Linked DNA regions of Mus musculus: regions 2, 3, 4, 5, 6 and 7 are each linked to region 1. The links are chromatin loops, found by intact Hi-C in ENCODE. Cell type or tissue: left cerebral cortex. All regions are shown on one strand.

What was found. Hi-C counts contacts between places; a loop is a spot of excess contacts. Peaks named below come from ENCODE experiments on the same cell type or tissue, not always from the same donor. Only the 100,000 strongest peaks of a DNase experiment are listed, where the experiment ranks them.
Region 2: it touches region 1 in a loop (4-fold over the local background); 3 of 42 quality-filtered maps call a loop at or near these places.
Region 3: it touches region 1 in a loop (3-fold over the local background); 3 of 42 quality-filtered maps call a loop at or near these places.
Region 4: a loop joins it to region 1, with 3 times the contacts of the local background. A loop is called at or near these places in 3 of 42 quality-filtered maps.
Region 5: it touches region 1 in a loop (4-fold over the local background); 11 of 42 quality-filtered maps call a loop at or near these places.
Region 6: it touches region 1 in a loop (15-fold over the local background); 30 of 42 quality-filtered maps call a loop at or near these places.
Region 7: a loop joins it to region 1, with 2.7 times the contacts of the local background. A loop is called at or near these places in 5 of 42 quality-filtered maps.

The regions. Positions count from the first base shown.
Region 1 is chr1:158,652,808-158,656,807 of GRCm38, reverse strand. All of the region lies in intron 16 of Astn1 (astrotactin 1), which reads right to left. Among named protein-coding and RNA genes, the nearest start is that of Gm37679, 100 kb to the right of the region's middle. In left cerebral cortex, CTCF peaks have their summits at 2,028 (motif pointing right) and 2,416 (motif pointing right); DNase peaks (open chromatin) are centred at 1,968, 2,518, 3,665, 3,959 and 1 more place; H3K27ac peaks cover 385 bases.
Region 2 is chr1:158,265,055-158,269,054 of GRCm38, reverse strand. Brinp2 (bone morphogenic protein/retinoic acid inducible neural-specific 2) reads left to right here. Exons shown (of 8, transcript NM_207583.2): 3 at 1,035-1,225; 4 at 2,385-2,593. Among named protein-coding and RNA genes, the nearest start is that of Brinp2, 89 kb to the left of the region's middle. RefSeq lists an enhancer at 1,009-3,588. In left cerebral cortex, a CTCF peak has its summit at 1,603 (motif pointing right); a DNase peak (open chromatin) is centred at 1,543.
Region 3 is chr1:158,272,917-158,276,916 of GRCm38, reverse strand. The region is part of intron 2 of Brinp2 (bone morphogenic protein/retinoic acid inducible neural-specific 2); the gene reads left to right. Among named protein-coding and RNA genes, the nearest start is that of Brinp2, 81 kb to the left of the region's middle. In left cerebral cortex, no CTCF peak of the experiment used is centred here; no DNase peak of the experiment used is centred here.
Region 4 is chr1:158,507,818-158,511,817 of GRCm38, reverse strand. Astn1 (astrotactin 1) reads right to left here. Exons shown (of 23, transcript NM_007495.4): 6 at 1,823-1,972; 7 at 696-863. All of the region lies in intron 1 of Gm37679 (a long non-coding RNA gene), which reads left to right. Among named protein-coding and RNA genes, the nearest start is that of Mir488, 4.2 kb to the right of the region's middle. In left cerebral cortex, CTCF peaks have their summits at 2,220 and 3,757; DNase peaks (open chromatin) are centred at 736, 1,140 and 2,450; H3K27ac peaks cover 3,072 bases.
Region 5 is chr1:158,341,978-158,345,977 of GRCm38, reverse strand. All of the region lies in intron 1 of Brinp2 (bone morphogenic protein/retinoic acid inducible neural-specific 2), which reads left to right. Among named protein-coding and RNA genes, the nearest start is that of Brinp2, 12 kb to the left of the region's middle. In left cerebral cortex, a CTCF peak has its summit at 2,394; a DNase peak (open chromatin) is centred at 2,464; H3K27ac peaks cover 262 bases.
Region 6 is chr1:157,550,800-157,554,799 of GRCm38, reverse strand. Sec16b (SEC16 homolog B (S. cerevisiae)) reads right to left here. Exons shown (of 26, transcript NM_001159986.1): 13 at 3,676-3,793; 14 at 1,756-1,867; 15 at 1-53. Among named protein-coding and RNA genes, the nearest start is that of Sec16b, 27 kb to the right of the region's middle. In left cerebral cortex, a CTCF peak has its summit at 1,570 (motif pointing left); DNase peaks (open chromatin) are centred at 228, 387, 996 and 1,538; H3K27ac peaks cover 766 bases.
Region 7 is chr1:158,213,077-158,217,076 of GRCm38, reverse strand. The region is part of intron 2 of Gm39686 (a long non-coding RNA gene); the gene reads right to left. Among named protein-coding and RNA genes, the nearest start is that of Gm39686, 67 kb to the right of the region's middle. In left cerebral cortex, a CTCF peak has its summit at 2,133; DNase peaks (open chromatin) are centred at 2,123 and 3,169.

The DNA of each region.
Region 1 (4,000 bases):
TCCACTGATCCACATGGAGGGATGTGTCTGTGATACATCCAATTCCCAGAAAGCAGATGATAGCAGCAGTGACCACTCTATGCCTTGGCTTCTTCATAGCTCCCACCTCTAGTGTTATTAAATGGATGAATAACAAAATGATTTGAAGACACACATGATTTCTAACATGCAGGCAGCACTCAGCACCACATTCTTGGTCACAATTACAACTGAGGTTTATGGAGCCTTTCTAGGGCATTGGGATTGACTCGAGATCTCCTTCTACCATCCTCACCATTGCCAAAAGTCTACCATTGTACCCATTTCTATATACCAAGAAAGGAAAATATCATCAAGGTCACAAAGGTAGCAGATTGTGAAACTTGGTATTTGAACCCAGTGCTATCTGACTCCAAAGTGTTTAAGTCATAGAGCAAAGCCAGCATTTCTTGGCTGTATAGTTAACTCATGTGTTGAGAATGCAGAGGAAAGTTTGTCATGTTCAGAAAGATTTTTTTCACTGTTGTTTGCCACTTAGAAGTTAGCTACACAAACTCTTGATCTATTTTTGGTGACAAACATGAGACGAGCCTACTAGAGAATAATGGTTTGTTCCCCACACAAGAAAGCACCATTTTCTCTTTCTTCCTTCAGTCCTCCTGTTTACCCATTTAACTCATTATCTATAAAGGACTCTGTGGGCAGAATCCTCCAGATTTCATAAGCTATTTCTGACAGTTGGTGTCCCAAACAGGAAATGATTTTGGAGAGACTGCTGTGCCTTCAGAGATGGTGGGTACACAGAATTTCTGGTCTCCACTGGGTGCATTAAGAATGTCATACTTGAAGGGACATGGTCTGAACTGGTTGAAAGGTCTCACAAAGTGGTTCCAGGAGGTCATTGGGTGATATGACTCACTGACTTAGAAAAGCACATGTTCTCTCCTCAGGGGTATTGGGAGCACTGTCTAGGCCTTCTCTTAACTTGCTGTGTAACATGGGCCCATGTGGGAATATGGTGAGTGTAGTGGCCATTCCTGGTTGTCAACTTGACTATATTTGGAATGAACTACAATCCAGAATTGGAAGAAGGGAGTCTAGCTCGAGCTCTTGCTCCTTCGCCTGCTTGCTGCGTGAGACTGAGTAACTGCTAGATCCTTGGACTTCCATTCACAGCTGCGACTGAACCATTGTTGGGAATTGGGCTGCCGACTGTAAGTCATCAATAAATTCCTTTACTATCTAGAGACTATCCATAAGTTCTGTGACTCTAGAGAACCCTGACTAATACAGTGAGGTTCCCACTGTTTTTGATTCCCAAATGAATAGCACTATGTGAACGAGACACTCTTACCCAGCTACTCTTGGAATGTGACTTCTCTTGTGTGTGAAGGCACAGGACACACTCAGAGACTATGGGAGTCAGTCTATTTAACATTTATATTTTACTTAACTATAGATCCAGGATTGAGCTACAGACCCTCCTGGATTATAGGAAAACTAGACAATGGCGCACACACACACACACACACACACACACACACACACACACACACACACACAAACACACACACACACACACACACACACACACACACACACACACACACACACACACACATCGAAAGTCAAAAATGATAATATCAGATAGAGAGCAGACTAACCAACCTCAAATCACTTCACCCAAGGATTTATCCTTATGAACATTTAGGCCTCTGCATCTCAGTCATAGCTCCACACTTTATCTTAGGCTAAGAATAGATTGCTAGCAGCATTTGAAAAGTCCATAGACCAGCCAAGCCTTTCTGCACCCCATTTTTTGATCTGATTTCTTGTCTTCTTCACACTGCTGAGTGACTGGTCAAAGTAGGTGGAGGTGGAGTAAGGTCTTTGGACAATATCTGGTATCTTTGAAGAATCTTCATGAGGTTGGGAGCCTTTTCCTCTTTGGCTCTAATCACATTATCATCAGAGACATTTCTGTAGGGAGCCACAGCCCTCCTTTGTTGAGACTCCATTAGGAACACTTGCAAACCTACAATATGATCACTAGATGGTGGTAGTTGATCGAAAATGACTATGTTCGGCACTGTGAGACCACACCAGAGAAAATAAAATTTCAGAATCCTAAGGGTGGTGTGGGTATCTCAACATTTTTATGGCTCTTTTTTTCCTAACATACAATAAAAACTAAAAAGCAAAACAATTACAAATTATATACCTCATAACTTCACGAAAAAATATGAAATCCAGGTGACAATGACAGGATAACTGAAAAAAAGCTCACAAGAAAAATTTTTTAAAAGAATTCTCTCCAAATATCCTTAATTTTGAGTAAAAAAAAAGTTACTTCAAATGTGAAGTAATATGCCAACGTATTTCTTTTCTTTCACCTTTAAGCAAATTTTCCTAGGTCACTATCTAGGTGAATTGTGTTGAAATATACCACCAGGGGGCACTGTAACGTGAGTCCTCTGTAAGGCATTAACTTCCCTGCCCTCCAGCTGGCCATCATTAAAGCTTGTAATTGCTGTGAACAAGAGGGGCTGCTCCCCTTGTTGCTGTCTTCTGGCAATGCCAATTAAATTCAAGATGCAGTTAGTCCCTGTCAACACTCGTCCACCCTACAGTCTTGGCAAGTTTAGAGACTACAGTAGGGTGACTGAGAAGAGCCAGGAGGCAGAGATGATAGGGGTTTCCAAATGCTCCTGCTTTGCTTTTTTCTTCAGGACCTTAGTCTACATCTTCCACCCCCAGCCCCCAAATCAGGACCACATATCAGGTCCCTGCTGGAGGCCCAGGCCAAGGCCAGTATACCTCGCTAACATCATGCTCACATGAGATGGAACTGTCTAGAAAGAGGCTGGATTTATACAGAGCAATGAACAGTAAACTCCCCAAAGCCATCTATTCAGTCTCCAGCCAAGAACAGACATGTGCATGAGAGAGATTTTTCAAAGAGGAAATGCATTTTCTATGTGCAGTTAAAGATACAGTTGGGAAATACTCCTTAAAATGATGGAGTCCGTTGATGAAAGCCCACATAAATCTCCCTTACCCCAAAGAGAATGCCACCATTCACTGCAAGGGAATGAATAGCTCAGATATGAAGCTCTTCAGGAGAGCCTGCTCTCTGCTGGTGGAAAGGTGGGAAGAGGGAAAGCCACTTTATCGCCTATGACTCAGTGGACCCCCTCTTCCTATTGGCTACTCCTATTGCCATCTTTGGAATATTTCTCCATCCTCTGGCACCTAGGTAGAGATGATCCTGGTATCTGAAATACCGTGATGCTTCTTAGGAAAGTAACTATCTACTTCAGTAGACACGCAGTCTTTGAACAAACGAAACAATTTACAGTTAAGGTCTTGGAAGATGATGACCGGCAAGTGTGTCATCTGACAAAAAAACAAACAGAAACCAAACCAAACCAAACAACAACATCAAACCAATACACTTATGGCTCCTCACCACTAGTTTTGCAGAATCCATGCTTTTGTTCTCAGGGAGGTCTTCCTGTCTGGCTGTAACACTTAGCTTTCTTACAAATAGAGGAATATTCAACCTGGAATGTAGTTAACAACCCTAAAACTGCAAAGCATTTTGCAAATACAGTTTGCTATAAATAAGTGCCATTTGCTTTAGGCTAAATCTGTATCCTCGAGCATACAGTGGATGAGTTTCCCCAATAGAATATCATGGTATGAGAATATTGGCATCCTTAATGCTCAGAATCTCACTGTGTATGTGCACATGGCCTTAGGCATGTACATATTGACCCACCTCCATTCAGAAGCGTATTACAATGATGAAAGTGACCAAGTCTTTCTCATGCAGGCTCTGCTCTGCCTGTGTGAACTCACAGGTCACAAAGGTGAATTACTTGTTGTGAAGTAAATTGGTACAATTCCTGTAGGATTCTGAGGACTGCTTAAAAATCTCTCTCCTGAGTTGGTGCCTAAGGCAATGAGATGCTAATGACATCACAGCTAGAACTACACAGGCAGTTCATTAGGCAGCAAA
Region 2 (4,000 bases), 390 kb after region 1:
GGTATTTCTGATGTAGTTAGTGGTGTTTTTGTAACTATGTAATAAGAGCTAGGTTGTTAAAGAGCTGTGTATTTCAGGAAGCAGATATGTCCAGGATGTCCAGTGTGTCTTGTTACTCGAACATGGAGGATCTAAAGATCCGTTTCAATGAAAATCTTTGGATTTTAAGCAATCTTTAAGAATTAGCCATTTCTTTGGTTTAGTGTGGTCCCAAGCTTAAGAGTCCACAGTTATGATAACAAACTGAATGTTGACCAAATATGAGAATAAAACTGTTCTGTCAAATAGATATGAAAGGTTTACAAAACCACAAAGCAATATGCTCTCCTTGTCAAATTTGTTCTGTTTCAGTACATATAGTTATTGCCATAAAATGCATTGATTTTGCTATATGTAATGGGCTTATTACTGTTAACTTCAAATGCAGTATTGGATAGATAACTTTAATCTTCTCAATTTTAGTTTCTGATGTGCCATCAATCGATATGAGCTAAATAAACAAGAATAGGGAATGTAATTATCTCCAAGGATATGAGGGGATCTGAGCCCCACAAGTTAAAACACTGTTCTTTCTAGAGCAGCCTTCCAGTTTCTAGCAGTGAACAGCAACTGAAGCAAAGATGGAAGATGTAACCCACCAGCTGTAGGACAGCTCTGATTGGTCAGTTCTCTGCAAACCACTGTCAAATGCCAAACATGCGCTTTTTCTGTTTCTCTGTGAGGCAGGGCAACTGCCTTGGGAAGATGCTGAGCCACCACTGTCCAGTAAGAAAGCTGTGTGGGAGAAACTCGGGTGGAGGGCACCTTCTCAGTCCAGAAAAGATCAGCCAGAGGAGGAGCCTCTTCTACTGGGTTCTCCACCCCGTGGGAAGGGCACTGTGGAGAGGAGGCCTCAGACGGGGGTGTGTGTTTGTGTGTGTGTGTGTGTGTGTGTGTGTGTGTGTGTGTGTGTGTGCGTGTGGCTTATTTCAGACTTCACACTTCTGGTTCTGAAATACAATGGGTTTTTCCTCACCCCTTGACTTTCCCTGCAGGGAGTTTGCCCGATGGAAAGTGAACAACTTGGCCCTAGAAAGGAGAGATTTCTTCAGTTTGCCCCTGCCTCTCGCCCCAGAGTTTGTCCGCAATATCCGCCTCCTTGGAAGGAGACCCAATCTGCAACAGGTTACTGAAAACCTCATCAAAAAGTACGGCACTCATTTCTTACTTTCTGCTACTCTTGGAGGTAAGCAGTATCCTCAGCCCCAAACTGGTTGTTCCATTGTTGAAAATAGCTTTTATGATCTGTTGAGTATCGTTCTATTTCCCTGCATCTTTTTTCTTTCTTGACTTATTTTTGCCTGAGAAATATTTTCTTTCTGGTGCACTGGAGAACAGTGTATTCTCTCGGTACCTAAATCTACCCTAGAACATTTCTATTCTCATCCAGAGGGGAGGGAGTTGCGGGGTAAGGAAGTTAGGGGTGGGGAGGGGAGACAGGGACAGGGAACACACACACACACACACACACACACACACACACACACACACACGGGTTTCTACTAACCATATACCAGCAGGGGGCGCTCCTACTTTTGTTTTGACTAGCCATCTAGCCCATGGACTTCACTTGTTAATTCTTGACTGTGGCTAAAAAAATGTCAGCTGTGTAGGCTCAGAAATAGATAGATGTTCATTGAGTTACTGACCCCTCCTTCCTCACTGTGACGATTGGTAACCAGCCAAACCACAATTCCAACAACTTGGGTGAATCTCCCTCTAATAGAATGGCGGTGGGGACTGGTCTGTGCAAAATGGAGCACGGCCTCTGGACTGGATCACAAGACAGGATCACAGATCACAAGAGTTCTTGCAGCTATGGGAAGAAAGAAAGAAGGGTTTATCATAACATTTAGTTAAGTGTGCTGTAGACAAAGCACAGCTCCCCCGGGGTTGAGGCCAGCTGCCGGCATGTGGCAGGTGGTGAGCATTTGATGGGGAGAGAACAGAAATATAGCCTCAAAGCTTTCGCCCTTTCCCTGGAAGCTGTAATAGCCATGTGGCTTCTTATAAACAACTTGAGAGGGGAGAATTGTGTCTCCCCCTTGGAGGCAGATTGCCTGCCATGGAGATCAATAGAGGATGTTAAATGGAGACACTGCTGAGGGGTAAGCTTTGGGAGGCTTTAAGAGCTAAGAAAGGAGGGCCTCCCAGGCAGGGAGGCCTGTGACCCTGTACACCCTCTGAGAAGAGAGCTCTCAGAATGGAAAGGATGGGGAAGAGGCCCCCAGCAGGGGCAAGGCTCTCTCTTAACTCTGTCTGCCTTGCCCAAGGGCTACAGGTTCATAATGGCAGAGGATCCTGGGGCTGACAACTTCACTAATGAGCTCATGTTTTTGTTATAGGAGAAGAGTCTCTGACCATTTTTGTGGACAAGAGGAAACTAAGCAGAAAGTCAGAAACAACAGGAGGTATCCCTGTAGTTGGGGGCACTGGGAACAGCTCCGCTGTGTCTCTGGAAACCCTGCACCAGCTGGCTGCCTCCTACTTCATTGACAGAGAGAGCACACTGCGCAGACTTCACCATATCCAAATAGCCACAGGGGCCATAAAGGTAACAGCCTGCCAGCACCGGGCAGGGAAGCCAGAGCCTTAGCTGGCTTCAGGTTAGCCAGGCTGTAGGAGCAAAGAGAAACAGTAACTTTCTGGTGGCATCTGAGCCAGTCCTTAGAAGTGGTTGGCTTACCCATTCTCTGAAGGAAGGTCCAGCAGACAGATTTACTCTTGTCAAAGATGTGACTGTATTCTAGTAGAGGTTGAACACTGAAGCAACCCCCACTGTAAGGGCCATTTAAAAGCATGGTATACATTTTCTAGGGTGGGAGAAGGGGCCCTTTAATGTTAGTTAGATTGGTCAGGAAGGGCAATTCAAGGTTTACCCTGTGAGGTTGAGGCCTGAAAGATGAGAAGCCTGGTTGTATAAAACTGAGGAAGAGTGTTTTGATTAAACAAACAAACAATTCTAAGTGCTAAGGCCCCAAGTCAGCAAGCAGCTTAATGTCCATTGAAGCACAGAGAGCAGTACTATGAGGGCAGAGAGCTAAACAGAAAGACATTACACAAGATGAGGTTCTGAAGGAGGCTGGACTGGATGGCATGGCCACAGAAAGGAATTTTAACACCAGACAAGGTACAAGTTTTAGCAGGAGCATGACAGAGCCTTGGGATATCATGCATATCTTTAAGGGATCCATAGTTATTGTGACTTTAAAATCTATACTTTCTACCCACGCCAACACCTGCTCTAATTAACCTGTAGGGTATTTCTACTAAGGGTCTATAGTTAACGGATGACTGAAAACCCTTTTGGGAATGCTGGGGTTTTTAAATTCTAAGTATAAAATCAAGGTGGTCTGTAGCCATCAAAATTAGGCTCTGCTTTTGTATCGTCTGAAAGAGCAAGGGGATTTTGTTCACTTACCCACTGGTTAACTCAATAACTATTTTGTGAGTGCTTAGCACATATCAGATACTATTATAGATACCTAGAACACAACATGAAAATCTCTATATCCAAAAAGCCTGTGTTCAAATCATGGGCCTGCAAGTAAATCCAGAGACTTAGTGACTTAGAGGTAACTGACATCCTGCAGAGGGTCAGGTTTAGTGACATGAAGGGGACAGATGATGGAGTGGAATGAATCTAAGATAAGAATCAAAGTGAGGAACTGCTTGTGAATAGGAACTCCGTTTGCACTGTAGAGGAAATCAGAAGAATGGGTCCTTATGGGAGAGTGGTGGGATCCACACGGTGTTTTTTATCTTCATGATGAGAGATAGTCTAGCTTAGCCATATATTAGTAGAATAATGTGGTAGAAAGTGATGACGTGATGAAACAGGAGAGAGAGAAGGTAATCGAGGGGCATGGTCATTAAGTGAGCGTGTTGGCATTTTATATAAGAATGAAGAGATGGGCCTTACAGACAAGCACTCCATTCTTTGTGTCAGGAACAATGTAGA
Region 3 (4,000 bases), 380 kb after region 1:
AAATGCAGAGCTGGCTCAGAGCTGACTCAGTCTAAATCCCTGCTGAAGCTTCTCTGTTGCTTGGAATTTGGCCTGCATATGATTCAACTTTCCCTAAACTCTTGTACAGCCATCGTTGTACAACTGAGAAGAGCCAGCCATGGTTTATTGACAATCTGGGCCATTAGTGTGAAGCACTTTGGGACAAAAATAATAGTGATAACTTTAGAATCTTTTTGTTTTTACTTTAAAATGTCTGAACACATAGCTGTGTATGGTATATGGTATATGGTATATGATATGACACACTGGATTTCACCCTTCTTGGATCTTATCATAGTTGTTATTGGTGATTTTATTTTCCTATTAATTGGGCATTTGGTGGCTCTTGTTCACTTATATGTAGCCCTGACTGCACTAGATGGGGGTGGAGAATACAGTGAGCGTCTATTGATGATAGGCATCTACTGGAGCACCCCTCTAAAGTGTGTATGGATGCATTTTTATCTCCACGTCCACCTTGAACAGCTCTGTTCATCCTTTGGTTCAACCCAGGAACATTTTCTGCAATATCTTCTGATGTTTGAAAGAACTTTCCTCAGGACTACAGTGCTGTTCGAAATGTTTTCTTTCTCAGACTGTTTACTGAGTAACAAACACAGTGGGAGAAGAATTTTAGGAGAAATGGCTAAATTGGAATGGAGATTTACTTGATGTCTTAATTGAAACAAAGATGATGGCTTAATTGAAGCACTGTAAGTTAATTTAATTGATATATAGAAAACATTCTTTTCTTGGGGGAAAAAGTCTTGATTATTTTATTACTGAAAAAAAAAACCCCTACTAAATGAAACATTGAAGATGAACACTTATGCTTTGACTAGCTTAGGCTGCCTTCCAGTATAGTCTTCTGAGGTTTTTTTAGATACTGTGGGGAAAAAAAAAACAGGTTAATAGGTTCTTTAAGCGCATTTTTACTACTTTCTGGCTTAGATTCCATTCTCAGATGTCCCCCAATGATCTCATATCAAGGAAGGTCCTCAACATCCGGGGAGAATTTGGCTGGAGTGGAAGTGCCTGGTTTTTGGATCCTTGGAGGCTGAACCTTTTTGTAGTTAGCACCTAGTTCTGAGCTGGTGCCTGAATTAGTCAGGATTCCATTAATATAACAAACTATCTACAGCTGGATCTGTTACAAAGCAAAGAAGCTAATGTAGTTCACAGTTCCAGAGGGCATGGTGCTGTGGGCAGTGTGCAGCTGGTAAGGACTGACTTGGATGCAGGACATGATGGACAGCATCATGGAGGACCTTAATGCAGGAGGAAGAGATCACTGAGCAGGACAAGAAGGGACAGTCAAGGGGGAGAGTAACTAGGGACATTCCTTTGCAAAACAGACTTCCCAGAAAACTATCCACATTCCCATGAGAACCATCGTAATCCTGTCAAAGTGATATTCTCTCTCTCTCTCTCTCTCTCTCTCTCTCTCTCTCTCTCTCTCTCTCTCTCTCTCTCTCTCTCTCTCTCTCTTTCTCTCTTTCTCTCCCCCTCTCTTTCTCTAGTAACCATCAAGTTTCCTCCCTCCCCCCCACCAAAAAAAAAAAGCCTATAGAGCCAAAACACATCTGAGACAGCAACAGGTCACTGGATGCCAGGAGCAGATTTGGCTTTTTTGCATTTTTTTTTTCTGTTTGTAACTGTGGTCCCTAGATATGAGCTCTTTAGCCAGTGAGCTTCTCTTGTGAAATGCTTCACAGTAAGTCCCTATTCTTATGCATCATTTCTCCTGCAAACCTTTCCCTCCCCCAGCTTTACAACCATTCCTTTGCTTTTCAGGCAGAGATACTATATCACAGTGGTCACACTATGTCCCTTCAAAACAACGAATGTTTCAACTCTGGTTCTGCCACTTATTGAATGTTACCAGCTGGGTAAATTAAAGTATTCTGCCTTCATTTCATTGTCCACATGATGAAGATAGTTATGGTTTCCCCCTTATAGGGATATTTTATAGATAACTCTTTTAAGAACCTGAGAATGTCTAGCACATGGTAAGAATTCATCATGTATTAGCCATAGTTTTCTATTGTTTGCTCATAAAATGCTTTCTAAGACAGTGTCATTCGCTCTTCTAGGTCATGTGTTACTCTGTGTTATGATTTCCTGAGTACCCATGATACGTGGACTCAGGTCTGTGAGTCCTGATTTCCTTCTTAATCTTAATTTCTTCTACAAATGAGCATAAGGAAACTACTTTTATCCAACATCAACAAAAAAGGTTTCACCATAATATAAATAGTATACTGTATGCAATATATAGTAAATTCATGTTTTGTTTAGATAAAGAAAGAAATGAAATATTCTGAGTAATGACACTATTTTTGTTAGAAGATAGCTAACTTTCTGAAGAGATTCCAGTCTGAGTATGTACTTCAGACATAGAGGAAAACAGAATTGTAGAAAAGTAATGGAGTGTTGACCTCCACCACCATCTGAGATTTAAGCAGGCCTCCCTCTGATTGTGGGACTCCATCCACCTTACTCCCTTAACCTTTCTAGGTGCCAGTTCCTGCCCCTGTCACTGTCAACCCTGTCACTGTCACCCCGAGGAAGGTCACTGTGCTTTCTTTTTGCACAGGTTCTGCTACCAACTGGTTATATTCTTTTAGGCAACCATGGCATCTCCCTTTTGTGGTTTTCACAGCTAAGGTTCATGCTGGAACCTGAGTCTGCTACAAATGAATTGCAAATATGTCAAAGGCTTCCAAACAAAGGAGCAAGTACTAAGGTGTCAAGACTTGTTTGTAGAATTATCCTTCTATGAGCAGCCGCTTTGAGACTCTAAAGAGTCTTCTCTCCCCTCACTTCCTTCCTTCCTTCCTTCCTTCCTTCCTCCCTTCCTCCTTACCTCTCTCCCTTCCTCCTTCCTTTCCTTATTCTATCTCCCTTTCCTTCCCCTCTACTTTTTCCACCTTTTTGATACACAATTTGATTCTATCTTAGCCTGGTCTGGAATCCATGGCAATCCTCCTGCCTCAATTATATAATCTCATATTATAATAATATCATAATCTGGGGAAGTTTGTCAGGCAGTACTCAAATTTCTCCACTTCTAACAGCATCAGTTCCTCTCTAGTTGTGTGATGTTAGGCAATTGCTTGCCTTTTTGAGCTTCAGTTTCCTCGTTGAAGTCAACTATTCTGTAGCTATTGACCGGCGTTAAACAGATTTTCCAAGGCTGATGTCAAACTGAGCAAAAGTGCATAACTTAAAGCCTGTGGCTTCTTCGGTCAGTCTTCGACATCAGGAATGGTAGAAATTAGGAGACTCACTGTAGAGGAATGGAAATATTGATCATTGACACCTGAGTGTTAAACGTAACAGTATCAATTGACAGATTTTTTTATGCACTAGTCTTTGAATGTGGACAGTGGACAGCCACGAGATGTTGTCTATGTCTACTGCAGATGGTATCTGAGGACCCAGATAGTATAAAAAGGAAAAGCAAAAGAATATGCTGGCAGTGTTTACTATTATTTTGAGGCAGGGTCTAGCTATGTAATCCTGATTGGCCTGGAACTCACAACATAGACCATGCTGGCTTCGTATTTGTAGCAAGCTTCCTGCCTGTGCCTCCTGAGTACAGAGATTATAGATGTACACCATCACACCTGTCTGATTTATATTTTTGAAATGCACTAAATTACGCACCTATATTTTTATTAATAAAATTTAACTTCCTGACACACACACACACACACATTTAAAATGATTTATTTCATGTCAGATCAATCCCTAATTGGTTGTTGTTCCTACATTATTCTCCTATAACTATTTTTTAATCAATTTCCCATTAATTTGAAAACTAGTGGATTGGGAAGGCTATGATATTAAAGGGCATGGAAAATGTCTCCTTTGATTACTCAACACAATGGTGTTGAATATCTATTATTGTTCTGTTGTGAGAATGGCTAATATGATTCTAATGTTGGCGATAGCTAATAGCAGGGAAGAAATGCAG
Region 4 (4,000 bases), 140 kb after region 1:
ATTGGAAGAAAAATAAGTTCCTATGTGCCCCACTTGTTTTTGTTGTTGAGAGGTTTGTCTTAATAGTATTTATAAAAATAAAAAAGAATCTAAAGCCTTCTAAATTCAAAGCAACAGGACTGTTTAAATGAGCTATGGTACAGATGTATGATATAATAGCAAATGACCATTAAAATGTTACTGAGAATTTTGATTATGGAAAGTCTTATAGAATATTAAGGAAACAAATTCAGGAAAACTCAACTAGACTTCCCATGCTTCCAGGAAACCTTTAAAAAATTATGCCTAGACTAGTAATGGAAAGAAAGGACATGAAGAGTCAGAAATAGGAGACAGAAATATAGACGTTTATCTTTTTTTTTCTATACTATTTTTTATACTAAACCTGGATTAATTTTGCAATTATAAATGGATAGTCACAGTAGCTAAAGAATGACAAAATGGACTGCAGAAGTTATTCCAAACTGGCCTTTGCAGAGTAAGGCTGTGGTTAAGATCCTACCCAGACTTCTGTCAGACTATTGCATGTTTTTATGCTCAGTGACTCAACCACATGGTGCTATGCATGCATGGTCCACGCTTGAGATGAAAAAGGGACAGCGGAATTGGGTGAGATGGTCTGAATCGCAAGAGAATGATTGCAAAAGGCATGCGCTCTCTCTGACAGTTACCCGCTGCCCGGTGCTCCCGCCTACCAGTTTCGGGGTCACATTGGTGTTCACAAGGGTCCAGGAGCCGCCGGGCACAGAGGTCCATGGCCCAGGGCCCGCTGGAGTTCTGCTGAGAGAAGAGAACCACTTGGGCAGGGTTCAGCCAGTCACTGGCATCCAGCTGGCTCCCCTCCAGCAGGATGAAGCGGCTCCCTACGGGTGACAGAGAAGAAGCATGGCTGCAGAGGCACACACAATACAGGGGCACAAGTCACCAGAGGCAGGGCACATCCTAATTCAGTATCATTACTTCCACCAATCCTAGCCTACCATTAGTACCAGCACAAGGGAATGGCAGATGGAGGTCCTGCAGTCATATTGATTGCTGTGAAGCCAGGACGTTAACCCTTCCAGCCATATCATTGCCTACTGCCATGCCTCATATCATATTGCAGGAGTGTTCCTAAGGGAGAGAGGGACAGAGTGGCTCTGTGGTGGCCATGGCATGGCTCCATCAGACCTAGCCACAAGGCATTGGCACTGATCCACGTAACAAGGATGCGCCACCTGTCTTCACCTCCTATGAAATAGCACTATGAACACTCACTCCCCACCTGTTTCCAGCCTTGCAGCAACAAAGAGAATAGATACTAACAAGTCAATTAGACGCTGTAGGACTGAATGATTCAGGGACTCTCAGAACCTATGGGAGTCACTTATCATTTTGGGTCCGCTTGCATAAAGGTAAATTATTACTTTTGAGGTGTAGACTTATAACAAGTGAATGCAGTTAACTGTCTATCACCTGGACCAAACAAATCAAAGCATGGCCGATCCTTAAACACCTCTACTGTCCTGTTAGCTTTTCTTCCCCCAAATGGTAAAAAGACCATGATGTCTACACATCTATAGCCACTGTGCTTTGCATTTCTCTACAAATAGAAGATTACTTACAGACGATGTGCATCGAGTATTGGAGATGACCTGTCACGTTTTTCATTTGCTCAATTTCTGCAAACATCTGTGTACAATCTAGCCATAACCTCTATCTTACATTTTCGGGCATGTCCCTCCTCCCCACCATAGTGACCCTTGGTTTCTCCATCTTTTGCCCAGCTTGAAAACCACCAACTACTGACGGAGTGGTTCCATCCTTGGCAGACTGAGCTCACCATCAGCGATCAAGTGCTCAGGGACGTGTAGGGTGATCTTGACAACAAGAGGGCAGCTGACATGAGAAGAGCACACGAGGCCAATCACGCAGCTGGTGACACTGATCAGGGTCAAGGTGGTCTTATTCACAGGACTTCGGGGAGAGCCCACTGAAAGCAAGACAAAAGCACACAAGATACAGTGGTAAAAATCCAGGCACTGGCCAGATGACTCGGCCTTCTGCCAGCAAACAGAACCCACAGAGGTCAAAACATGTCTCTGCTATGTGACCTTAGGAAGGAAGCCTCATTAGGGACACCATGTGACCAGTTGAAGTAGGAAGGAACTTGGCCATCTGATGGCCCTCACAGTCCCTAGTGGTCAGCTGAGTGCAGACTCTCCCCAATTTGACTGGGTCAGGTTTACAAGAGGCCACAAGGGGGGCACTTCTCCCTCTGCCTCCCTAGCTGAGTTCAAAACTTGGATGCAAAATTGTTTAAACCTAAGGACATGCTGCCACAGTGTAAACTTGGGCTTCTGGGGGGCCTCCTCCCCCAGGAGGAGCTTGCCCTTGTTCTATGGATGAGAAAATGATGCTGTCACACCAGAATCTTCCTCTCAGCCCAGACACCACTGGAAAGAATGATGGTAAAGCAAAGGCTTGGTTTGCTCATCTAGAAGGCTTAATTTTCTGCTGCTTTTGGATGAAGTGGTGGTAGGCAGAGGGAACTTTCGCTGGAGGCAAGATGCATGTGGGAGGGTGAGAAAGCAAGACAACAAAACGTAGAGTTCTCCTGGAAGTTTCTTACTTATGCTAATATTTATTATGGATGGCGATATAAGTCCCATTATGGAGGACACTGCACTGTTGTTTCATTTTAAATATTTGTCTCCTCATAATATGCCTAAAAGCCTGCCCAGTGACTATCTACATCGCAGAAGAGAAAATTAAGTCTCAAAGAGATGGTCTTAATTGTGACAGCTCACACTTACAAAGTGGTCATTATGCATCAGGGACCTGTGCTCAGAGTTCTACATTGATCGTTCACATCATTGAATAACAATCAAGGCAGCACCAAGAAGCTGTCCTGAGACGCTGCAGAGAATGGCCAGAGCCCAACAGCTATAAAGGTTAGAGCTTTGGAAGCTGCTGAACTCAGGAAACACTGAAATGAGTTTGGGGCCCAGTACCACCCACCCATCTGTTTGCAGGGTTTCCCAAGGGGCTATGGAGAGACTTGGGAGAAGGAAGAGATGCAGAGGTTGCCGGTAGCCTCTGGCTCTTGCAAGTTAGAGAGCTACTATTCACACTAGTATCTTGACAGCCTGAGCTTCACCAGAGAAAACCTAGTTCCACCATTTTGAAGCAAGCTTCATTAAATATTAAATACTGACCAAGAGATGGACTTTGGTTAGGACCATTCCCTAGAATTTTCCAGCTGAATGGCCCTGAGACCCGTACTACAGGGGGTTACAAAGGCATACCTACAGGCCGTGATACTTTCCCAAGAGGCTTTATTATTTTTTAAGAACTCCCAGCATTCCAGGGAGTTACCTAGTCCTTGGGCAAGATAATGCTTACAGATTAATTTTGAATATTACACATGGAGTCCATTTCCTCACACTTAAGGATTAACCCACAGTATCACATCCATCAAGAGAACATCCTCCCTCTGGCACTAAATGCTCTACATACTGCCAACTCTACCTGTCCTGTTTCTCAAACCCAGTATCCTGTCTGATCTCCACTGTCATCAGATGGCTTCTCAACTCCTACAACTCCATTCGATCCAACACTTTCCCTGTTTGTTCACAAGGCACACTTTCTTACCACCAACTCTTTAAATAGAAGGTCTTTTGTTTTGTTGTTGATGTTCAAGGTTACATCTCCATTTTCTCATCTTACATTAGGACTCAGGCAGTACCTGTCTTACCCTCACAGATACACCCACTGGTTCTCAGCTATTGTCTACACTGCCTCCAGAGGAGAGACAGAGGCCTCCACACAGCACAACTGACTAGCTAAACTAGACAGATCCAAGACCTTTGCAGTCACGACTATATTCTTCCTGGATTCTGCTGAGCATTTGGCTGGCTTTCCCAAACAATCCACAAACATGCACCCTAGACTTTACTGAACTATGTTTCAGTTTTCTCACTAAACCATCTCTTCCATTCCAGTGACTTTGCACAGATTA
Region 5 (4,000 bases), 310 kb after region 1:
ATCAGCTAGGTTATAGAACACTCATGAACTATGGTACCTCCACCTAAAAATGGAAATGATAACATCTTCTGAGTATTAGAGACAATGATTGACAAATATCCAAGAAGGACTTGCCTCAAAATGGGCATTCAGAAAATGGTAACTGCTGTTTCTGTGTCTCCAAAGACAAACACTTGAGAGATGTTGACTTCCATAGAGGTGAAAGCTGGGACCCCAGCATAGCCAACAAGATTCGGTACCACCTTTAATTCTCGCTGCTGGGGGAGATGAATCAGGTATTTCCTTAAGAACCCTTACCAACCGCCAGGTCCTATAGTGCTTTCCAGGTATTTTCTCCTTGGATCTTGGGATAAACCTCCTAAAGTGGGGCATTTTCTGTTTATGAGTAAGGAAATGGAAGTTCCCAGAGACTGAATGACCCATTTCAGGCTTCTGAGTGTGGGTGAGTTCACACTTGACCCTAAATCTATCCGATGCAGAAGCCCTTTGCTTGAACGTTAGACTTTGCAACTCATCCTTGTTCCTAGGCTGTGTCCTGGGGGGGAAGGTAGCTCTGTGGTCAAGGTAAGAGAAGCTGTTGATATCTGACTGTTTCTTAAGTAGAAGCATTGTTAACTCTGAAGGGATTCCTGGGAGCAGGCCACCAGGGCTGGTAGATGGTAAAAGGTGACCCAAACTCAAACACTGGGAATGCAAAAGCAGGCAAAACAAACCAAAACAGAAATGCAGACAGAGCCCTGAAGAGTCTCTAGTGCAAAGCTTTACACGGCCTGTTCACTTAGTGCACGCATGCTGAGTATTCCAAGGGCCTTTCTGAAGACAGGTGTGTGTGTGTGTTTTCAAAAGAGCAAGGCTTTCAAAACAAAATTAGAGCAGAGTCTCCTTAGGTGTGGAGGAAGGGTTTCCTGAACTTCACAAGATTTTTAACCTTTTAGGAAGGCAGAGGGCTTTCATTAATAAATCTTCATCTAGAATTCTAATACACCCAGCCAATGCATATGGAAGGCTCTCCTTGGGGCAGGCGTAGGTGCCTGGAGCTGGGTCATCCCACACTTCTCTCCCCAGCCAAAAGTTCTGCCCAAGGCACCTCCTGGTTAGAACAGAAAACGCACTTGGAGACACACTGAAAAATATGTACTATAGAGATCCTTCCAAAAGCAAGCCTTGCCATTTTTAAAAAAAAAATAATAGGTGATATATTAAAATTGATCATAAAATCTAAGACCTTTGCCAACACAGACACATCTGTGACATTCCGTGAGACTAGGAAAAATTACTGCTCTCTCTTATTCTCAATGATTGAAAATGCATAAAATTCAATGTCTATGAATAAACACCTGCTGTGTGCCAGGAACTGTACCAGGCACCGACTATGCTTACATGTGCAGTCTCCTCCAATTCCAACACCCTCCACCCCCCACACAAAGGAAGCGCCCCTCACTATACTCAATAAAAATGAGAAGAATTGAGTAAGAAGAGTTGCTTGCCACTGATCTGAGATCTCAGCAGTTGGGGAATAATGGTACTGGGAATTTTTGTTTGCTTGCTTTTAGACAGGGTCATGGTGTGTCTTCTGGCTGGCATGGCCTGGAATTTGATATGTAGACCAGGCTGCATCTCAAAGAGACCCTCCCAAGTCTCTGTCTCCCCAAGTGCTAAGATTAAAGGTATCCCCACCAAACCTGGCAGTGTTAGGATTTTAACAGTGGATTGAATGAATTAGAGAGTGTGACTTTGGTCACTAATCCCTAAATCTACATTGGATGGAAATAATATTTATTAACCTATCTCATAGTTTTTTTTTACTGGAGACCAGCATGCTTCGGCTGTGAGATTTTACCTCACCTCTTTGCCTTCACAAAGCATTCCTGTCCTCCAAGACCCTTGCAGCAGATCTGCTTCCTTGGCTCTTCCTGATCCTCTAGGTCAGGGGCAGCTTCTTTTCCAGGGTCCAGGCCCAGTAGCAGCAGTGTTGGAAGGTATCCACTTCTATTCCTCACTTGGGAGCTTCATGCAGGGCACAGCATCCTGAGCTGGAGGTGGCCGGACTGGAGCCCAGATTTCAGTTGAATTACTGGGATAGTGTGGGGTCTAGGCTCCAGAGAAGTCCTTGTAATCCCCTTGAGGAATAGAAATGCCTAGGCGGTGCATAACTACTGCAGGGGCAACTCATTTCTGCCTCCCCTTCACTGTATCTGGCCACTTAGCATACTATAAATATGTTGTCACACAAGGAATGGGTGCAGGTGATGAGCAGCGTCCCTGTGGGTGATAGGTCCCCAGAGACTTCCTGAACACTGTGCCTCTTCCTAGGTCTTTGGCCTTGGGAATTTGAGACTCAGAAATCACAGAGTAAGGCCAGTATCCTCACGAAGCCTCCAGGCTCTGGAGACCCCTAGAGGCAAAATTATGTGTTACGAGTCCCCCCTCACCTCCGAAGCCAGGAAGGTTCTTGCCTAGAGATGATTGGCCTTTCCTAAAAGCCTTACATAAAGCACACTTGCAGCAAGTTCAGAAGGCATAGCCTGGCACATGTGTGAGTGTGCGTGTGCGTGGATATAGAGGGGTGAGAAAGGCTGGCAACATTTGTAGAAGCAATCCTATCCAGAACTAAGCTGATTAGTTCCGGTCCCTTCTCTGCCTGACTGAGCCATGCTCCTTTGTGCCTGACAGCCAGCATCTCTCTCAGTCCCTGCAGTCCTGAGACTGCCCTTCTTGGCAACTCCCTACCACCTCCATCAAGGCGACAGTTTCCCTAAGGCCCCTTCACGCGTCTCAGTAACTTGATCAACTCATTTGTGCTGAAGTATTAATGACTAATAATGATTTAATGTGCTGTCTCCCAATTAACACTGAAGCATTTCAAAAGAGAAATTCACAGATTTTTAACCTAAGTGAAAGACTCATGTTTTTCCCTTTTCAGAAGGATTACAGGCCCCTCAAAATGTACAGAACAGACAGTTGCCTGGATAACAGCCCCTCCTAGCAACATTTGAAAGCATTGTATAGGAGCTTACATAGAATCACCTAACAGAGTCCTTCTCCAATCCACAATCATTAAAGATAATGCCTGTCTACATAACCCCCACCAGGAGAAGAAAACTAGGATGCAAGAGTTGACATAGCTAGCTCCTTGTGTTTCCATAGCAAAACCTAGATGCTCAATGGCTTTTCCTTCACTTGTGGGAAAGACCTTAGTCACTGAGGGAAGAGGTTCAGACACTACTAATCAGAGTGCAGATCTGTGGTGATAAGAATATGTTTTCATTTTAATCCCCAGGGTGGGGATATGGGGCTGCTTTGGACTTTCCTCAGCAGCTGACTATAATTTGCCTCGTGCTCTAGCAGAGAAGTGGCTTTGCCAGCTGAAGATAATTTATGTGGCTGTGTGTCATTTGGAATTCTGGGAACTTTTCAGAGGTTATATAAATGGTAGAGCCAAGATGGACATGGTTGGGGGGTTGGGGGTTAGGAGTTGGTGGGGGAGGGTGCATTGATTGGGGTTTATTAGTAGTCATGCTCAAAGAAGAAAAAAAGAAGAAAGAAATAAGATTCAGAGATCTTTCTCTCTCTCTTTCTCCCCTCTATCCTTTCTCTCCTATCTAGAGATATGGGATAAAATGGGGGGGTGGGATAAGGAGTGTGAAAAAGAAGAAACCACCAGTAGCAAAACCCAGCACAAGCTACACAGATCTTTGACAGACTCTGCTCAGGGCTGATCATGTGATCTTGCCCAGTTACTTTTCTGCTCAAGCCTCAGTGCACACAACTATTAAATGAATATAGCAAAATTCACAGCCCAGAATTGCTTGGTGCATGAAATATTGCAGAATTATCACCTATAATGTCTAGTGTTTGAAGAATGTCCGTTCTGTGACAGTTCTGTTCCTAATCTTACTTTTATTTTTATTGTTTTTTCCCCTATCTTAAGCTTCCAGTGCAGGGCAGCATGCAAATGCTGTATTTATTGATCACTTAGAAGATTCCCCAGCAGTCCGAC
Region 6 (4,000 bases), 1.1 Mb after region 1:
AGATTTCCGTCCGCTGGATAGCCTCAATTGTTGCAAATTTCATAAACTCTTGACTAAAAGCAGGGAATAACAAGAACAGAGGTGAGGCGGAGATGCTGCTCTCAGGCAGGTCTATAAGAGGAAAGAGCCTGTGGGCTCAAGATAGACTGCACTTCCTCCTTGACCTCCATCTCTTTAGGTTTGGGCAATAAGTGAGAGTGCCAGCACTTCTAGAAGAGCCTGCTTGTGAGGAGGAGGCTCTGCACCTCCCTTAACATCCCCCTTCAACACCTCCCACTTCAACCTCCTAAAAACTAGTCCTCAGCCCTCAGCCCTCAGCCCTCAGCCCTCAGTCCTCAGCCCTCAGCCCTCAGCCCTCAGCCCTCAGCCCTCAGCCTGGCATGCCCCAGGAAAGACAGAGCAGCCTGAGCTTGCCAAGTGCAAAAGAGGAAGCCGTGGAGTCCAGGAGCACCACAGATGGCCTGGCACAGACTGGGGAGGACAATGGAGCCAGAAAGAAATGACAGATCTTGCACAGGAAGTTCATCCGGCCAGTGAGGAAAGAAAACAGGTGAATGTGATACACACACACATACACACACACACACACACACACACACTTGCCGTCTCCCCTCTACAGCTTGCCAGGTGCCCTATATTCCAGTCATCAGAATAATTCCAGAAGCTAACATATCTCAAGAAACTCCCCCAGGAGTCATGAACATGGGCTATAGGAAGCGAGGTACCTTTATGGGCTTGCTTAGCCCAGACAGACTGCCTTGAGAAGATGACTCTTCTATCTGAGCCCAGGCTCAAGAGAAGAATCTGTGAGGAGCACCGATTGCTATGGTGGTAGAGGATTAGGAATATCAGCTACAACTTTTGCTCCTGCAACCTTACTGTCTAGACTCCAAGTCCATCCTGATGGTGCACCCGAGAGGCTACCTTAGACAAGGCTTTCAATCCCTCAATACCTTGCTTCCCCGGTGCAGTTACCTTTTTATAAAGTAAATCTGTAACAAAGCAAACATTGCAAAGACACTGATAGCTCTGCATCTCAGAAATGTCTTCTTTCTCTCTCTTGAGACAGGTTCGTAGCCCTGGCTGGCTGGCTAGCCTAGAACTCATTGCACCACCCTGGCTAGCATTGGCCTTGCTACAATCCCCCTGTCTATACCTCTTGACTGCTAGAATTCTAGGAGCGCAATACCATGACTGCTCAGAAATCACAACTATTAAGGAGAAAGAGGTAGAAAGATCCAGAACAGTGAGGACCACCCAGGGTAAGATTATCTGCTTCAACTCACTCTTTCTCCAGGGCTTTGGGGTCCTTGGGGGGGGGGGGGAAACACCCTGATATGTGGCTACCAGAAAACAAGTGACTGATGCAGAAGGTTCCAAAGAGCTTGTGCTCCAAATTAATATATTGAAGTAGTATGGAGGCCCCAAAAAGTAGGCTCCTAGAATAAGCCCAGGGCTGCCCAAAATATACTATTGTAAACTTCATTTTTCTATGTTATCTCTGGTTGTGGAGCTAGGCTGCCACCCAGTGGCCAGAAGAGTTCAACACACACCAAGAGCACTAACAGCACCAAAGGCCCTCTGGTGGTGTGATGTGGCACCCTCTGGTCACCTTGCCTAGACTAATGCAGAAGATAGAGAGGAAGAGCGGGCAGTAGCGGAAATTTACACAAGAAAATGAGTAGTGAAGCCATGAAACCCAGTAAGGGCTAAAATAACCCGTGCAAATCATCTTTACAAAAGTCACATACGTACCTGTGGCTACTGCCCACCAAGGCCAGATGATCTGTCTTCACCGTATAGTGACCAAAGGGCACATGAGCCATGAGATAGCAGAAGTGAGATGCCTCCACAAGCCCTTTTCCAGCTGCAGGAGGAGAACAAGAGCCCAGGCGTGAGGCACACCCTGTGGGACCCAGTGTCTGAGTAGAACAGAGAGTTAAATAGTGGACCCCAGGGTCAGAGCGGAAACCTGATATGAATAAACCAGGGGAGTTCTTGTGACATCTCCCTTTCCTTCCCTCCTGCATCAGTGTTTCTGACCTCAGATCCTGCATTTCAGTTCTCATCAGCCACAACCAGGATGCTGTGTGCTGTTTCACGTCCCCCTGATGAGTTTTTCATTGGGAATTTTCTAAAAGTCATGGTCATTCCTGGGGCTGAGAATCGAGACAAGATGCCTATACCTAAGTAAAGTAGGACATCAGAAACGGATTTTAAACATCCTTGTGGGGTGTGGCTGCTTCCTTGTGGGGTGTGGCTGCTTGTGGGGTGTGGCTGCTTCCTTGTGGGGTGTGGCTGCTTCCTTGTGGGGTGTGGCTGCTTCCTTGTGGGGTGTGGCTGCTTCCTTGTGGGGTGTGGCTGCTTGTGGGGTGTGGCTGCTTCCTTGTGGGGTGTGGCTGCTTCCTTGTGGGGTGTGGCTGCTTCCTTGTGGGGTGTGGCTGCTTCCTTGTGGGGTGTGGCTGCTTCCTTGTGGGGTGTGGCTGCTTGTGGGGTGTGGCTGCTTCCTCTACTGAAGTTGGATGATTGAAGACTTTTCCTGTGCTCATAAAAAATCACATCAATTACCAAGTTGTTCCTGACTTTTAAATGTTCTCCAAACATTTTCTACTACTTTAAACTCGAATTAAGTGGGTGTGACAGTCAATCTTCATTGTCAACTTGAATAGACTATCTTAGGAAATACCTCTGGGTGTGACCTTCAGGGTGCTTCCAGAAAGGTTTAACTGAATCGGGAGGACTCATTTGGAGTGTGGGAGGCACTATCCTCTGGGCTAGGATCTAGGAGTGAAGAGAAAGAGAGGGAAGGAGCCCATCACCCATCTCTGCTTCCTGGCCGTGAACACCAGGCCTCTAGTCACATCTCAACCGTCTGCCGTGACAGACTGTGTTTCCTAGAACTGTGAGCCAGAGAAACCCCCTTGCTTAAGTTGGTTTGGTCGGCCATTTTGCCACAGCAGTGAGAAAATGGCTAACAGCGGGTGAAGTACAGAGTCTGGTGCCCAATAGACATGGGTCCCCTTTCAAGCAGACAGCTGGGTCACAACCTTACAGAGGGCTGCTTCAAATTCAGAAGAGCAGTTGTTCACAGCGTTCCACAAAGAACACCATGGTTTCTAAAAGTTAGACCAAATTTGTGAAGTAGAGATCTGGATATCCTGTAGACATTCCACACTTGTAAGGCCCTGTTCTCAGACAGATAATAGAAATAAAGACAGAAAGCTACCAAGGTGGTTTAGGCAAAAGCAGCATTTCCCATCTGAAGTCCCCGAGGCAAGAGGAAGTGGCACGCCCCTGTGTTAGCTCAAGGTAAAGGCACCTCACCTGTAAGTAGAAAGTGAAGAGGAGGCTATATAGCAATGGAAACACAACGCTCCCAGTGGGAATTCTGGGAAACAGATATGGAAAAACAAACAAACACACAAACATAGCAAAAGCAGATGAAGGTACCTTTCCCTGGGGTTTCTTAACCAGGAGGCTAACAGCGGCAAGATTACAGTTATAAAGTAACAACTAAATAGTTTTATGGTTGGGGTTGGGGTGGGGGTCACCACAGCATGAGGAACTGTATCAAAGGTGCTAGCATTAGGAAAGTTGAGAAACACTAGGAAACACTAAACTAATGTCAGACATGGAAAGTTGCCCCAGGGAAGGCGTAAGCCAATTTCTGCTTACCCAGGGTATCCCCCATGCTGACAATCGCTCGCTGGTACAACTCTGTATCTCCAGCCTGATTTGACAGGATCACAGCCAAGTGGGGCCGCCAGTCTCCCCACTGTTTGTCTCCACAAACCTGAAAAATAATAACGAATTACAGAATCATTTACCACAAACCAGGGTGTAGTTAAGAAGGCTGCTGTTTATTCGTAGGTATGGAGTTCAAGGAATGTCTGCTATGCTATTGATGCTATTATTCAGTGTGTGTGATGCTAATACTCATTGATTCGGAGTTCCATCTGCCTGAAGCAGCAGGTGTGTGGCACAGAACAAGTTGGCGGCC
Region 7 (4,000 bases), 440 kb after region 1:
TAACCAGGGCCTTGAATGGCCTCCCATACGTGACTCACTGTCACTCTTGAAGATGTATTTGTTTCTGATCGGCACTATTGGTTTGCTTTGAATACATTTTCCTTATTACTTTGGAATCTGTGTGAGTCTTACTTTAAATTTTTTTTAACTAAGAGGCCATGGGGCTGGAAGCACTTGCCCCAGCCTCTGACCTTGGATAACAAAAATACCCACCAACAAATTTTAAAAGGTAGAAATTTATAAGAACAAATCAAAAATGAAGGGGGAATTTAGACACCGAATTCTGGAACTAGAAGCAAATGAACAAGTTTGCAGGCCTGTATCTCAGAAGCTTGAGCAATATAGACTCCAAACATGTCTAATTTAAGAGTGCAGAGAGAGACGGAAACAACAGCTCTGTTAAATGTCTGTATGAAGCATAGAAGTCCAAAGGCCCACAGTGCTGTCTGCCTCTCCACTGGTGGGAAACTAGACAGGATGTGTCTGGAGAACTCTAAATTGAGCAGCAGGAGCCTCTGTAGAGTGAGCAGAGGGTTTACATATGTGTGGTGTGTGTGTGTGTGTGTGTGTGTGTGTGTGTGTGTGTGTGTGTGTGTGTGTGATGGTGTGTGTATGTGGGAGGGGGAATTTGATGGTGGACCAAGGTCCACCCTGCCCTGTTCTGAGAACTCTGTCTTCTGGGTTTGCATCCATAAGCAAGAAATCTACAAATCTGAGACATTACAACACAATGCAAAGCAAAATATCTACAGGAAAACTATCTATCAGTAAATCAGGGGCAAACAGAGAGCATTCAGGCAGCATCTTAACTTCTGAGTGTTAACTGTTAGAATGCATATCTGGAAGGAGTATGGGGAACACTTGAGAGTTATGTGCAGGAGGATCAGGTTCAAGGTCAGCCTCAGCTATGCAGAGAGTTCAAAGCAGCTTGGAATACGAGTGAGAACCTGTCCTCAAATGAAATAACAACAACAAAAATGTTCTCACAGTTTACTATAGCATGAATTGTTTCAGGAAGCCATGAGGAGCACAGAACACAGAGCCCCAAACAAACTGCTAACCACAAACAGCAAAAGTCCAGAGAAAAGATGAAAAGAAGAATGTTTGCAAGAGAAATTCCTGTAATTATCATCTTCAGAGAGATGAAAGAAGATACCGCCTACATAACAATCACCGCTAATGTGGGCTGCCCACTCCTGCATGCAAGGCTCTGCTCCCAGTGCTATCAATCTATTAGAGTCCATAGAAAAAGCCGGCATGGAGGGAGGGCTGCAATTATCCCCATTTCAGAGTTTGGAAAACTGAGCTCCGTGGGGGTTAAGTATCATGTTGAGTGTTCCAAACGGGGTGAGGCATTGGTGCTGCGATTTGTACCAGAGCAAGCCACTCCCTCGGAATGCGACCTCGGCCAACACCACATTTTTCCTTCTCAAAAACAAAGAGACTTAAAAAAAAAATAAAATAAAGGACATTCAGAGAACAAACAGGGTGAAAACTGCAATCACAGATGAAATGCTATTGAGAAAGGAGATTGAGAAACTGGTTCAGAACGAGAGAGAACCTAAGAAAGGGTACAAGAAAAAGAAACGACACACACCAACAAGATGACTTAAAAAAAAAAAAAAAGTGCCAGAAAAGGTATAAAGGAGAGAAAAAGATGAAGGAGACAATTAGAAAATAATGCCAGGAGCTGCTGGATCTAAGTTTCTAGAATGAAAACACTTTGTATCTGTGAAGTATTATGAATGAGTCACGAGTCGTAGATACCTTCTTAGTAAGTGTGTGGGTGCCGGGGAAACTGAGTAAAAGCCACATTTTCTCGAGAGAACAAGACATTGAAGAGAAACCACTGGGCTACGAACAAACCCACTTTCTCAGCAATACATTGAGAGAGAGTGGAGGGCGATGAGGATTCTCTGCTGTCAGGGAGAAGAGACGAAGATTATCTAAAATTCGGTACCAACTCATGTACCCCTTCTTTTGAAAAACTACTGGGAGACTGAGAGTAAATCAATAAGGAAGGAGAAATGGAATCTAGAATATTAGAAAATCCAACCAAAAGTGGAGACCCAGAGGACTACAAAGGAAGTTGTCTGAGTGTGGCCGAGAAGCCAACCTCAATAGCGCCATCACATGGTCATAGACGGTAAAGGTCCTGGAAGGATGCAGGCAAAGAGAGCAGAGACCAGTAAGATATATGACAGAGAGCAGGTGACATAGGAGCTGAAGAAAAGGACAACAGGCAAATTATAAGCTAAATTTTATAAGTGAATTAGAAAAACAAAACTACTCCCTGGGATCCAGCAGTGTGAGATTATTACATTTGCTCTCAAAATAATAAAAGGGAGGCATAGCCACTTCCATAGAAATTGTGATTAATGAGACTGGAGATGTGTGTGTGTGTGTGTGTGTGTGTGTGTGTGTGCCTCGTGCGCGTGTGCGCGCATCAGATGGCCAAATGCTAGTAGGGTAATCAATAGATTATGCCTAAAATTGAAAAACTAGCTGTGTGAGCATGTTATTTAAAATTATTGAGGTAACTGCCAAAGGAAAGATTAAAATAATTGAATGTGATTGCCTCTAGGGAATATGAACCTAGATTTGGGATGGAGCATTAGGTTTCATTGCAAAATAGGTAGAACTCTTTGAATCTAATGAGCTATATATACCTTGTCAAAATTGAAACAATTTTACAAAGAATTATAATTATCTTTCTGAATGCATTAGCTAGTATATACTAAACAGTGCAGATAAAAGTAATGTATCCACTTACTTTATATGTATGGATGTTGTGAGAGATCAGGTAAGGGTGTCAAATCCCCTAGGGAGGATATCAGAAGATGTCAAATGCCTGGGATTAGAGTTACAGATATTTGTGAACCACCTTGTAGATGCTGGGAATTGAACCTGAATCCTCTAGAAGAGCAGATAGTGCTCTTAACCACCTAACCATCTTTCCAGCCCCTAAACACTTGTTTTTAACAGGGCAAGTTCAGTTCCTTTAGACTGGGAAATAGTCCTAACCGCTCAGCAGAGAATGGTACCCAGACTGCCTGGGCTGAAATTCAACCTTCAGTGGGCTGGAGCCTGTCTGGCCTGGGTGTTCCCACTTCCACTGGCCACAATCCAAAGAAAGCCACTGTAATAGGTCTTGGGGGATGCAACAGGAGAGACTGGTATAAACAGGGTTTCTCTGTGTGAGTCAGACTGAGCCGAGACTGCGTTCCCAAAGGATGAGAGGCTGTTTTCACATTAAGTGGGACTGTTTTCCTGCTGTTGTAGCTTATTTCCCAGCAACAACACAACCTAGGGACTGATGACAGAAAATGCGGGTGAAATGGAAGCGAGGCAACTTTTCTCACTGGTCTGAACTCCACAACCACTTTTTTCTCAGCCTTATGAATCAGGAATTCTAGGGACAAACAAACTTCATTTTTTGTGGAATCAGATGTGAGGTACAGACATAGAAATCAGCTACTGATATTTTCATACTGATGTAGAGAACAGGAACAGTAGGAAGTAGCTAAGACACTAGTTTAAGCCCTGAGTGAATGCTGGTTCCCTTTGGAAATCCAATTTGGTCCAACTGTGACCCAAATCCTATTTCATCCATCTCTGTTACAATTCCTGATGAGTGGTGGGGTTCTTTGGTATCTCCCTCTAGGATGCTTTGAATGAGAATGGCCCTTATAGGCTCTTATAGTTAATGGAACTGCTTGGAAAGAATTAGGAGGTGTGGCCTTGTTGGAGGTGGTCTGTCAGTTAGGATGGGCTTTAAGGTTACATATGCTAGCCAGGTGTGGTGGCACACGTCTTTAATCCCAGCACTTGGGAGGCAGAGGCAGGCAGATTTCTGAGTTCAAGGCCAGCCTGGTCTACAGAGTGAGTTTCAGGACAGCCAGGGCTACACAGCGAAAACCTGTCTCAAAAAAACCAAAAAACCAAAACACCAAACCAAACCAAAACAAACCAAAACCAAAACCAAAACAAAAAACCAATC